Linked DNA regions of Homo sapiens: region 2 is linked to region 1. Evidence: chromatin contacts called from ENCODE Hi-C or POLR2A ChIA-PET data. All regions are on one chromosome and are shown on one strand. The core of a region is the stretch at or near the end of the contact, and the rest is flanking DNA. Distances in the headings are between cores, read along the strand shown. Region 1 overlaps ADAMTS17 (ADAM metallopeptidase with thrombospondin type 1 motif 17). Region 2 overlaps ADAMTS17 (ADAM metallopeptidase with thrombospondin type 1 motif 17).

Region 1 (4,749 bases), core at 1,349-3,848:
TTACTCAGAAAAATCAGGAAGAGAGAAGGATCTCTTTTGATGGGTTGCAGAGCCTACATGCAAAGCATTTCCCAACAGGAGAAATCCTGTCACCTGTGAACCTGGTACCAGGGCATTCTCTCATCCTCTGTAATGATCAAACGAAGGGATGGTCAAATGACCAAAAAAAAAAAAAAACCTCTGAAAATGCTTTCTTGTCCTCCATCTTGAATGTTTCTTAATTTAGATAAATAAGGTAAGGCTTTAAAACTTAACATTTAATTTAAAGACAGGTGACATCCTGAAATTTGTGTCAGAAAAAGTTCCAGCATCTTGGCAATCTAAATTTCTCCTCCCCACTCACATACCATCAACAAGGCATGTAATACACCACAGGTATTAGTCACAATTAGATTTACCTATTTTATTTTAGAAAAAGACAGGAAAGAAAATGTTTATGTTTCAGACTAGCAAGAAATTGATTAAAAAACCATATCTTTTCAGATTGTGGCAATAGCTAAAGATCCACGTATTCCAGGCTTCATTCTTAAGTCATGGTCTCTCTCTCTGTCTCTCATACATGCACGCGTGCACACACACAAAATATGCTTTAATAAAAAGGGATTCCATTCCATTTTAACCCCAAATAAGGCCAGCCTGATTAAGATAATTGAGGAAGGAGAACACATTTAAAAACCAAATACGCTTCCTTGCAAATGACTATTCAATTCAATTGCCAGTAAGATGTTGAATGTTCTTTTCTGAATCACTCTAATTCAATGTACAGTACAGCATGTACTGCCTGGGAAGAAGTTCAAATCATAAATACCATAGGGAAATATCTAATAACTTGGAATGGCCTTTTTCAAGTGGCTAATAAGCTCTTAAAGACTGCAAAAATGTTAAATCTGGTAAAGCACAAGGTCTGTGCTCCGGGACGTGTCCACTTCATTGGCAGCCCCTGCCTCCTTGCTCCAGGACCACCTGAGGCTGGGTCTCAAGGGTCTCGTCACACAGTACTGCTCTTTGGATGCTGAATGATGGGGAGGCCTCTTCCCTGCAGACTGTGGTTAGCAAGGTGAAGGCTGCTGGCCATGGCCATAACAGCTGGGCTGATCTGTGATTTCTGCCATGCCTGCCAATGTCAGGGTCAGGTTTGTCAATGTTTTTGTGTTGGTGTGTGAGATGCTGGGGAGACGCCATCTGCCATGCGTGTCAGACTCCAGATTCCATATGGTTACAGCAGGGTTTGGGAGAAGTATCCACAGAGCTAGGATTAGAATAAAGTGGTGCTAATGGTGTGCAGTTGGGAAGGCAAAGGAAACTGTCAGGAACTCAATGGAAAAAGGGTTGAAGAAAATTAAAGGGAGATCAGGAGAAATAAAGGAAAGTATAAAGGAAAAAGACAAACATCTCTGCCACTTTAAAGGTCAAAGAGTAACAATAACATAGAAAGGCTCTTTCACCTTGCCAGGTTCAACAGTGGGTTGCATTCTGGCTTCTTTAATAAAGTTCACACCATGGGATTCTTGGGCGCTTCTTCCAGGTTCCAGGCTCTGTCCTCCACTCATGCCACCCCATCTGAAACAGCCATTTGTAATCCAGACCCTCCACATCTCCACCTTACCCTGTTGCCCAGGTGCAGTTTTTACTTGTGTGTCCAATCTCCCCGATTTTCTGGCACTCATTTCCTAAGGTCAGGTTTTCTACTTTTCTTCACTTACTAGCATGAATCCATGTAACCATAGGTTCTTATGAAAGACTCATGACAACTAGATCGTGCCATGCAATAATTCAAATTTTGTTGTCCAAATATTTGTGTGTGTATAATAGCTGTACAGAAGTCCTCCCTTATCTGTGGCAGATATGTTCTAAGACCCCCAGTGGATGCTTGAAAATAAGGCTAGTACTGAACCCTGTATATACTATGCACAGATTTCTTTCTTCTTTTTCTTCACAATTTCATGGGTAGAAGATTCATTTACTGTAGATCTGAGCAACCTCAGCATACATTTGTTTTTCTTTCCTTATTAAGTTGAAGACGTTTACCTTTTCACTTACAGGATGCATTTTATAGCTTCTTTTTAGTACATCTGAGTTGCCATCATCACCACTCTTGTGCTTTGAGACCAATATTAAGTAAAACGCAAGAACTACGACACCCTACAGTTGATCTAACTGAGATGGCTACTGAGTGACAACCAGCAGGGAGCAGAGACACTGTGGATCCCCTGGACAAGGGGATGATTCACGTCCTGGGCAGGACAGAGCGGGATGGTGTGAGATTTCATGACACTACTCAGAACAGCAAGCAACTTAAAACTGATGAACTGTTTCAGAAATTTTCCTTTTAATATTTTTGGGCAATGGTTGACCACGGGTAACTGAAACCACAGAAAGTGAAACTGCAAATAAGTGGGAACTACTGTACATAATACATATATATATGTATATGGTGCATGTAGATACATTTACATGTGTGTATGTATATATGTATGTGTATGTATGTACGCACGGATCTATCTTGTTAGGAATTGCAAGAGCTTCAAAATCTATTATCAGATCATACATTTCTTTAGCCAAACAATAAATCCTCTTTGATGAGTCATGGCACTCGCATATCCAGTTTAAGAAAAAGTACAAGGTCAGATGGTTCAGAATAAACAAATCAACAAATGAGCAAACAAAACCAGCCTGGGGCAGGGAGCCAGGCACTTGCTGTCTACAGTCTCTAAGGCAGATCTTAGGTGCTATTTTCTCCTGTTTTTCAATTTCATTTTCTTCTCTGCTCTAAGTAATTCCACTCATTCTTTAAGTCTGATTCACATGATTTTACAGTCAGGAAGGGAGTGTAAGGAAGTGGGAAAGAGAAGTGGTGGGGAGGCAGAAATCGAATATTTATCAAGTTACACAATAAAAAGAAATTCAGAATTCTAACACGTCCTCCTTTGTATAATAAGAAAATACATTCCCTGAGCTAATACCTGCAGAGCTCTGGCTCATGCTGAGAGCGTGGTGCCAATATCTCAGTGGGCAAAACGGGAGTAAGCAATAATCCAAAACACAGGCCAGCAAACTCTTACGTGTGGGCTATGTCTGGCCTGCGGGGTTATTTTTGGACAACCCAAGGGCGAATAACAAATTTTACATGTTTTAAAGGATTATGACTCAAAATACAGAAAAAAATATGCCAGAGACCACATGTGGCCTGCGAAGGCAAAAATATTTATTCTCTAGACCTATACAGATGAAGTTTGCTGACCCCTGTTCTACGGAGATACTAAGAACTTGCTTCTGAAATTGCTTTTAGTCTGAAGTGTATTTGGCTTGAACTTGGCTCAAACGTGGCAACACGGCAGGACTGTGGTCCATCAAGCCAGAATGACTCTGAACTTTCTGTAGCAATACACACACTTGATGTTATCTATCGTAGGCTTAGCACAGCTCTGTGGCACTCATTAATAGAGTCTGCACTCATGTTTGTTTATGTCACTTTGTTTTGTAGGTGTTTTCCTACATGATCTTCTGGTTTCAGTTTTGCAGTGCAGCATGGTTCTCTCTTAGAAGATACATGGGAGGCAAAATCACGAACTTGATATACTTGCCCACTTGTTGCAATGATCAGAGGGCTCTGTTATGGCACTTTGAATTAATCTGGAATCTAGTTGAAACATGAAGATGTGATCTGATTACCTCTCATCTGTCTTTCACAAACCTGGGAAATTTTTGATCACTGTTTCTTAAATGATTATTTTCTGCTCCATTTTCTCTCTCCTCTCCTTCTGTGACTCCAATTACCCTTATGCTAGAATGCTTGATACTATCCCACAGGTAACTGAGTCTTGCTCATTGTCAACAATTTTTTCCTTCCCATTTTCTAGACTGAATAATGTCTAATCCTCTATCTTCAAGTTCAGTAATCTTTCATCATCTTACTCTGTTGTTAGACCCATGGAGTGAATTTTTAAAATTTCAGATATTGTATTTATTTTTTAGTCCTAAAACTGTGTTTTTGTAGAGTATATCTTTGTTGCTTCTAAGATCTCCTATATGTTCCATGACCATGAGCATAGCTTTTCTTACGTTTCTGAGCATAGTTACAATAGCTGCTTTAACATTCTTTTCTTCTAATTCCAACATACATGTCATCTTCCAGTCAGTCTCCATTAATGGCCTTCTCTTTTGAGTATGGATCTGTTTCCCTATATGACTAGTAATTTTGGATTGTACCTGGAACACTGTGAATGATACACTAATCAACAGCAGCACTGCTCAACAGAAAGAAGATGAGAACTGGATATATAATTTGGATTTTTTTTTTTTTTTTTTGAGACGGAGTCTGGCTTAATCACCCAGGCTGGAGTACAGTGGCGTGATCTCAGCTCACTGCAACCTCTGTATCCCAGGTTCAAGCAATTCTTCTGCCTCAGCCTCCTGAGTAGTTGGGACTACAGGTGCACGCCACCATGCCTGGCTAATTTTTGTATTTTTAGTAGAGATGGGGTTTCATCATGTTGGCCAGGCTGGTCTTGAAATCTTGACCTCAGTGATCTGCCTGCCTTGGCCTCCCAAAGTGGTGGGATTACAGGTATGAGCCACCATGCCCAGCCTGTTAATTTGGATTTTTTTAGAAGCCACATTAAAATAACCTCAAATTTAATTTTAGTAATATATTTTGTTTGTCCTAATGCATCCCAAATATAATCATTTGGGACGATTATAATCAAAGTAATCACGTTAAAAATTAAGATATTTTATAATCTTAAATAT
Region 2 (4,749 bases), core at 1,102-3,601, 36 kb after region 1:
GCACAGTGTTGTAGGCTAACAGGACTTTCCTTGGTTTACAGTGAAATTCGTTAGGACATAGATTTATTGATATCAGTGTGTTCATTGTCATTTTCCTTTTAAAAAACAATTTATATATTTTGAATTTATACAAATACACTTGAGTATACTTTCTCACTGGAAGAAGTTTAATACTACACAAACAAAAACATAGCATAGTATTTTCATATTTACATTTGTCTCAATTCTATGTTAGGAGTAACTCAATATTATATCATACTACATTTGCAATTTTTAAAAACATGTCTCAGAGATCATGTATGTTATTATGTATAGCTCTATTTTTTTGCTTAAATCGCTATGAAGTTTATATATCTACTCACCTACTAATGGACATTTAGGTTGTTTCAAAATTTTCACTATAAGAAACAACACTGTATCATATATGAATATGCACAGAAAACCCCTCCACAAAATACTAGCAAGCCCAATCCAGCCACATATAAAAAGGATTCTACATTATGATCAAATATGATTTATGCTAGGACTCAAGCTTGGTTTAACATATGGAAAAATCAGACTGGGCACACTGGCTAACCCCTGTAATCCCAGCAGTTTGGGAGGCTGAGACAGGTGGAACACTTGAGGCCAGGAGTTTGCAACCAGCCTGGCCAACATGGTGAAACCCTATCTCTACCACAAAAAAAAAAAAAAAAAAAAAAAAAAAAATTAGCCTGGCATGGTGGTGCGTGCCTGTAATCCCAGCTACTCAGGAGGCTGAGGCACGAGAATCGCTTGAACCCGGTGGGCAAGGGTTGCAGTGATCCGAGATTGTGCAACTGCACTCCAGCCTGGGCAACAGAGTGAGACTCCCTCTCAAAAAAAAAAAAAAAATCAATCAATATAATCCTCCATGTTAATAAGGAGCAAAATCCACAAGATCATCTCAATAGGTGCAGGAAAAGCATTTGACAAATTTCAACACTCCTTCCTGATAAAAATACTCAACAAACTAGGAATAGAAGGGAGCATGCTCAACCTGATAAAGGGCATCTACAAAACTCCACAGCTAACAGCATATTTAATGGTGAAATACTAAATGCTTGTCCCCTAAGATAAGGAACAAGACAAGGACGTCCTGCTACTCCCATTCAACACTGTACTGGGAGTTCTATCTAGGGCAACTAGGCAAGGAAAAGAAATATAAAGCATACAGATTGGAAAGAAGAAGTAAAATTATCTCTATTTGCAGATGCTAAAATCTTATATACAGAAAATCCCAAGGAATCCATTAAAAAACCTATATGACAGATTCAGTAAGATTGCAGGATACAAGGCCAATATATAAAAATCAACTGCATTTCTATATGTTAGCAATGAACAGTTGGAAAATGAAATTTAAAAACAATTCAATTTAAGTAGCATCAAAAAGAAACACTTAGGAATACATTAAAAAAAGACCTGGAGGGTTTGTAAGATGAAGACTACAATACATTGCTGAAAGGTATTAACAAATATCTAAATAAATGGAAAGATATTTTATATTCTTGGATCAGATGACATTGTAAAAAATGTAACTGCTTCACAAATTGGTCTACAGATTCAACGTAATCCCTATAAAAAAATCCCAGCTTTTTTTTTTTTTTGCGAAAAATGACAAGCTGTTCCTAAAATTCAGATGAAAATGCAACAGACCCAGAATAGCCAAAGTAATACTTCAAAAGAAGTTGAAGAACTCAGATTTCCTGATTCCAAAACTTTCTAGCTATCTGTAGCAATCAAGACAGCAAGGTAATGGCATAAGGACAGTCGTTTCTAACAATGGAATATAGAGTCCAGAAAACAATTTTTTTTTAAACAAAGGTGCCAAGAATATTCATCGGGGAAAGAACAGTCTTCAACCAACAGTGTTGGGACAACTGGATATCCATATGCGAAAGGATGAAGTTGTACACCTATTTCAGACCATACAAAAAAATTAACTAAAAAATGGATCACAGATGTAAATATCAGAGCTAAAACTAGAAACCTCTTGGAAGAAAACATAGGGGTAAATCTTCATGACCTTGAATTAGGCAATAGTTTCTTAGACACAGCAGCAAAAGCACACGCAACAAAAGAAAAAATAGTTTAACTGGATTGCATCAAAACTGAAAACCTGTGTTTCAAAAGATACCATCAAGAGAGTGAAAAGCCAACTCATACACTGGGAGAAAATCTGTGCAAAGCATTTGTCTGATAAAGGAACTGCATCCAGAATATATAAAGAAAGCTTGCAGCTCGACAAGAAAATGACAATCCAATTTAAAAATGGGCAAAGGATTTTAACAGGCACTTCCGCAAAAAAGATATATGAACAATCCATAAGCAAATAAAAAGATGCTAATGATATATTAGTCATTAGGGAAGTGCAAACCAAAACCACAAGGACATACCACATTGTACCCACTAGGATGACTCTAACAAAAAACAGTAAGTTGGAGAGAACATGGAGAAACAGTAGCCTTCATTCACTGCTACCAGAAACGTAAAGTGGTGCCGCCACTTTGGAAAAGAGTTTGGCAGCTACTCCAAAAGTTAAACACAGAATTCTCACTCACCAATTCCATTCCCAGGTATATACACAAGGGAAATGAAAACATGTCCACATGGTAACTCGTACACAAAAGTTTATATCAGCATTATTCCTAACAGCCAAAAAAGTGGAAACAATCCAAATACCAATCAACCAATGACTGTATTTATACAATGTGATATCTCCAAACAATGGAATAGTATTTGGCAATAAAAAGAAACATTGATGTATGTGACAACATGCATGACTTGAAAATACTATGCTAAGGGAAAAAAGCCTGTCAGGAAGGACCACGTATTATACTACTCCATTTACATGAAATGTCCAGATAGGCAAATTTGTAGATACAGACATTAGATGAGTGGTTACCTAGGGCTTAAGAGGGAGATGGGGAATGACTGCTACCAAGCATGGGGTTTCTTTTGGGAATGACTGTGGTGATATGGCACCATTCCTTGGGGTGATCAGCCAGCAACCTGGTGGCAAGTTGATTATATTGTACCTTTTCCATCATGGAAACGGCAGTGGTTTGTCCTCACTGGAATAGACACTTACTCCGGATATGGGTTTGCCTATCCTGCACGAAATGCTTCTGCCAAGACTACCATCCGTGGAGTCTCGGAATGCCTTATCCACCATCATGGTATTCCACACAGCACTGCCTCTGACCAAGGCACTCACTTTACAGCTAAAGAGGTGTGGCAGTGGGCTTATGCTCATGGAATTCACTGGTCTTACCATGTTCTCCATCATCCTGAAGAGGCTGCAAAGAACGGTGGAATGGCCTTTTGAAGTCACAATTACAATGCCAACTAGGTGACAACACTTTGCAGGGCTGAGGCAAAGTTCTCCAGCAGGCCGTATATGTTCTGAATTAGCATCCAATATACGGTACTGTTTCTCCCATAGCCAGGATTCACGGTCCAGGAATCAAGGGGTGAAACTGAACTGACACCACTCACCATCACCCCTAGTGATCCCCTAGCAAAATTTTTGCTTCCTGTTCCCCCGACATTACATTCTGCTGGCCTGGAGATCTTAGTTCCAGAGGGAGAAATGCTGCCACCAGGAGACACAATGATTCCATTAAACTGGAAGATTGGTACCCACCTGGACACTTTGGGCTCCTCCCACCTTTAAGTCAACAGGCCAAGAAGGGAGTTACAGTGTTGACTGGGGTGACTGACCTGGACTATCAAGATGAAATCAGTCTACTACTCCACAAAGGAGGTAAGGAAGAGTATGCATGGAATACAGGAGATCCATTAGGGCGTCTCTTAGTATCACCATGCCCTGTGACTAAGGTCAATGGGAAACTACAACAGCCCAATCCAGGCAGGACTACAAATGACCCAGACCATTCAGGAATGAAGGTTTGGGTCACTCCACCAAGAAAAAACCCACGTCTTGCTGAGGTGCTTGCTGAAGGCAAAGGGAATACAGAACGGGTAGTAGAAAAAGGTAGTTATCGATACCAGCTACAACCATGTGACCAGCTGCAGAAATGAAGTCTGTAATTATTTCCTCCTTTTTTTGCTAAAAACATGTTTGTGCATGTATACACTTGTACTAAGAAAGTATATTTCCTTTTCCTTTATCATGTGACATAACATTTATTGACTTCATATCAGCATGTTAAGTATTGTTAACTTTATGTAATAGTATTTGGGTTGGGGATTGGTGTATTTCTGGTTGTACGAAGGATAGCTGTAGTATGTTAGGGGTAATTATGACCTTATTATTGTCTTTATTTGAAGACTATGTGTGTTCTCAGGAGATGTGTATGGGTTCAAGTTGACTTGGGGTGGACTTGTGATGGTTGATACTGAGTGTCAACTTGATTAGATTAAAGGATACAAAGTATTGATCCTGGATGTGTCTGTGAGGGTGTTGCCAAAAGAGTTTAACATTTGGGTCAGGGGGCTGGGGAAGGCAGATCCACCCTTAATCTGGTGGGCACAATCTAATCAGCTGCCAGCAAATACAAAGCAGGCAGAAAAACATGAAAAGGAGAGGTGGGCCTAGGCTCCCAGCCTACATCTTTCTCCTGTGCTAGATGCTTCCTGCCCTGGAACATCAGACCCCAAGTTCTTCAGTTTTGGGACTGGGACTGGCTCTCCTTGCTCCTCAGCTTGCGGACAGCCTATTGTGGGATGTTGTGATTACGTAAGTTAATACTTAATAAACTCCCCTAT

What was found. A loop is a pair of places that touch in the nucleus more often than their neighbours do. ChIA-PET counts read pairs that join two places held with the same protein, here RNA polymerase II (POLR2A). Pooled maps may share reads with other maps.
Region 2: a loop to region 1 is called in a map of PC-3, with 7 times the contacts of the local background. The contact joins two enhancer-like sites. A Hi-C loop is called at or near these places in 2 of 168 maps with a recorded cell type or tissue (PC-3 and PC-9) and 2 of 50 pooled maps. POLR2A ChIA-PET finds 5 or more read pairs at or near these places in 1 of 52 experiments (MCF 10A).

What each region holds. Positions count from the first base shown.
Region 1 is chr15:100,040,518-100,045,266 of GRCh38, forward strand. The region is part of intron 18 of ADAMTS17 (ADAM metallopeptidase with thrombospondin type 1 motif 17); the gene reads right to left. Among named protein-coding and RNA genes, the nearest start is that of ADAMTS17, 300 kb to the right of the region's middle. Within about 2 kb of position 2,599, at least 12 of the 41 ENCODE cell types and tissues checked have a DNase peak (open chromatin) inside an H3K27ac peak, as active enhancers do; they include PC-3 and PC-9, where a contact is called at or near this core.
Region 2 is chr15:100,076,605-100,081,353 of GRCh38, forward strand. All of the region lies in intron 15 of ADAMTS17 (ADAM metallopeptidase with thrombospondin type 1 motif 17), which reads right to left. Among named protein-coding and RNA genes, the nearest start is that of ADAMTS17, 260 kb to the right of the region's middle. Within about 2 kb of position 2,352, at least 2 of the 41 ENCODE cell types and tissues checked have a DNase peak (open chromatin) inside an H3K27ac peak, as active enhancers do; they include PC-3 and PC-9, where a contact is called at or near this core.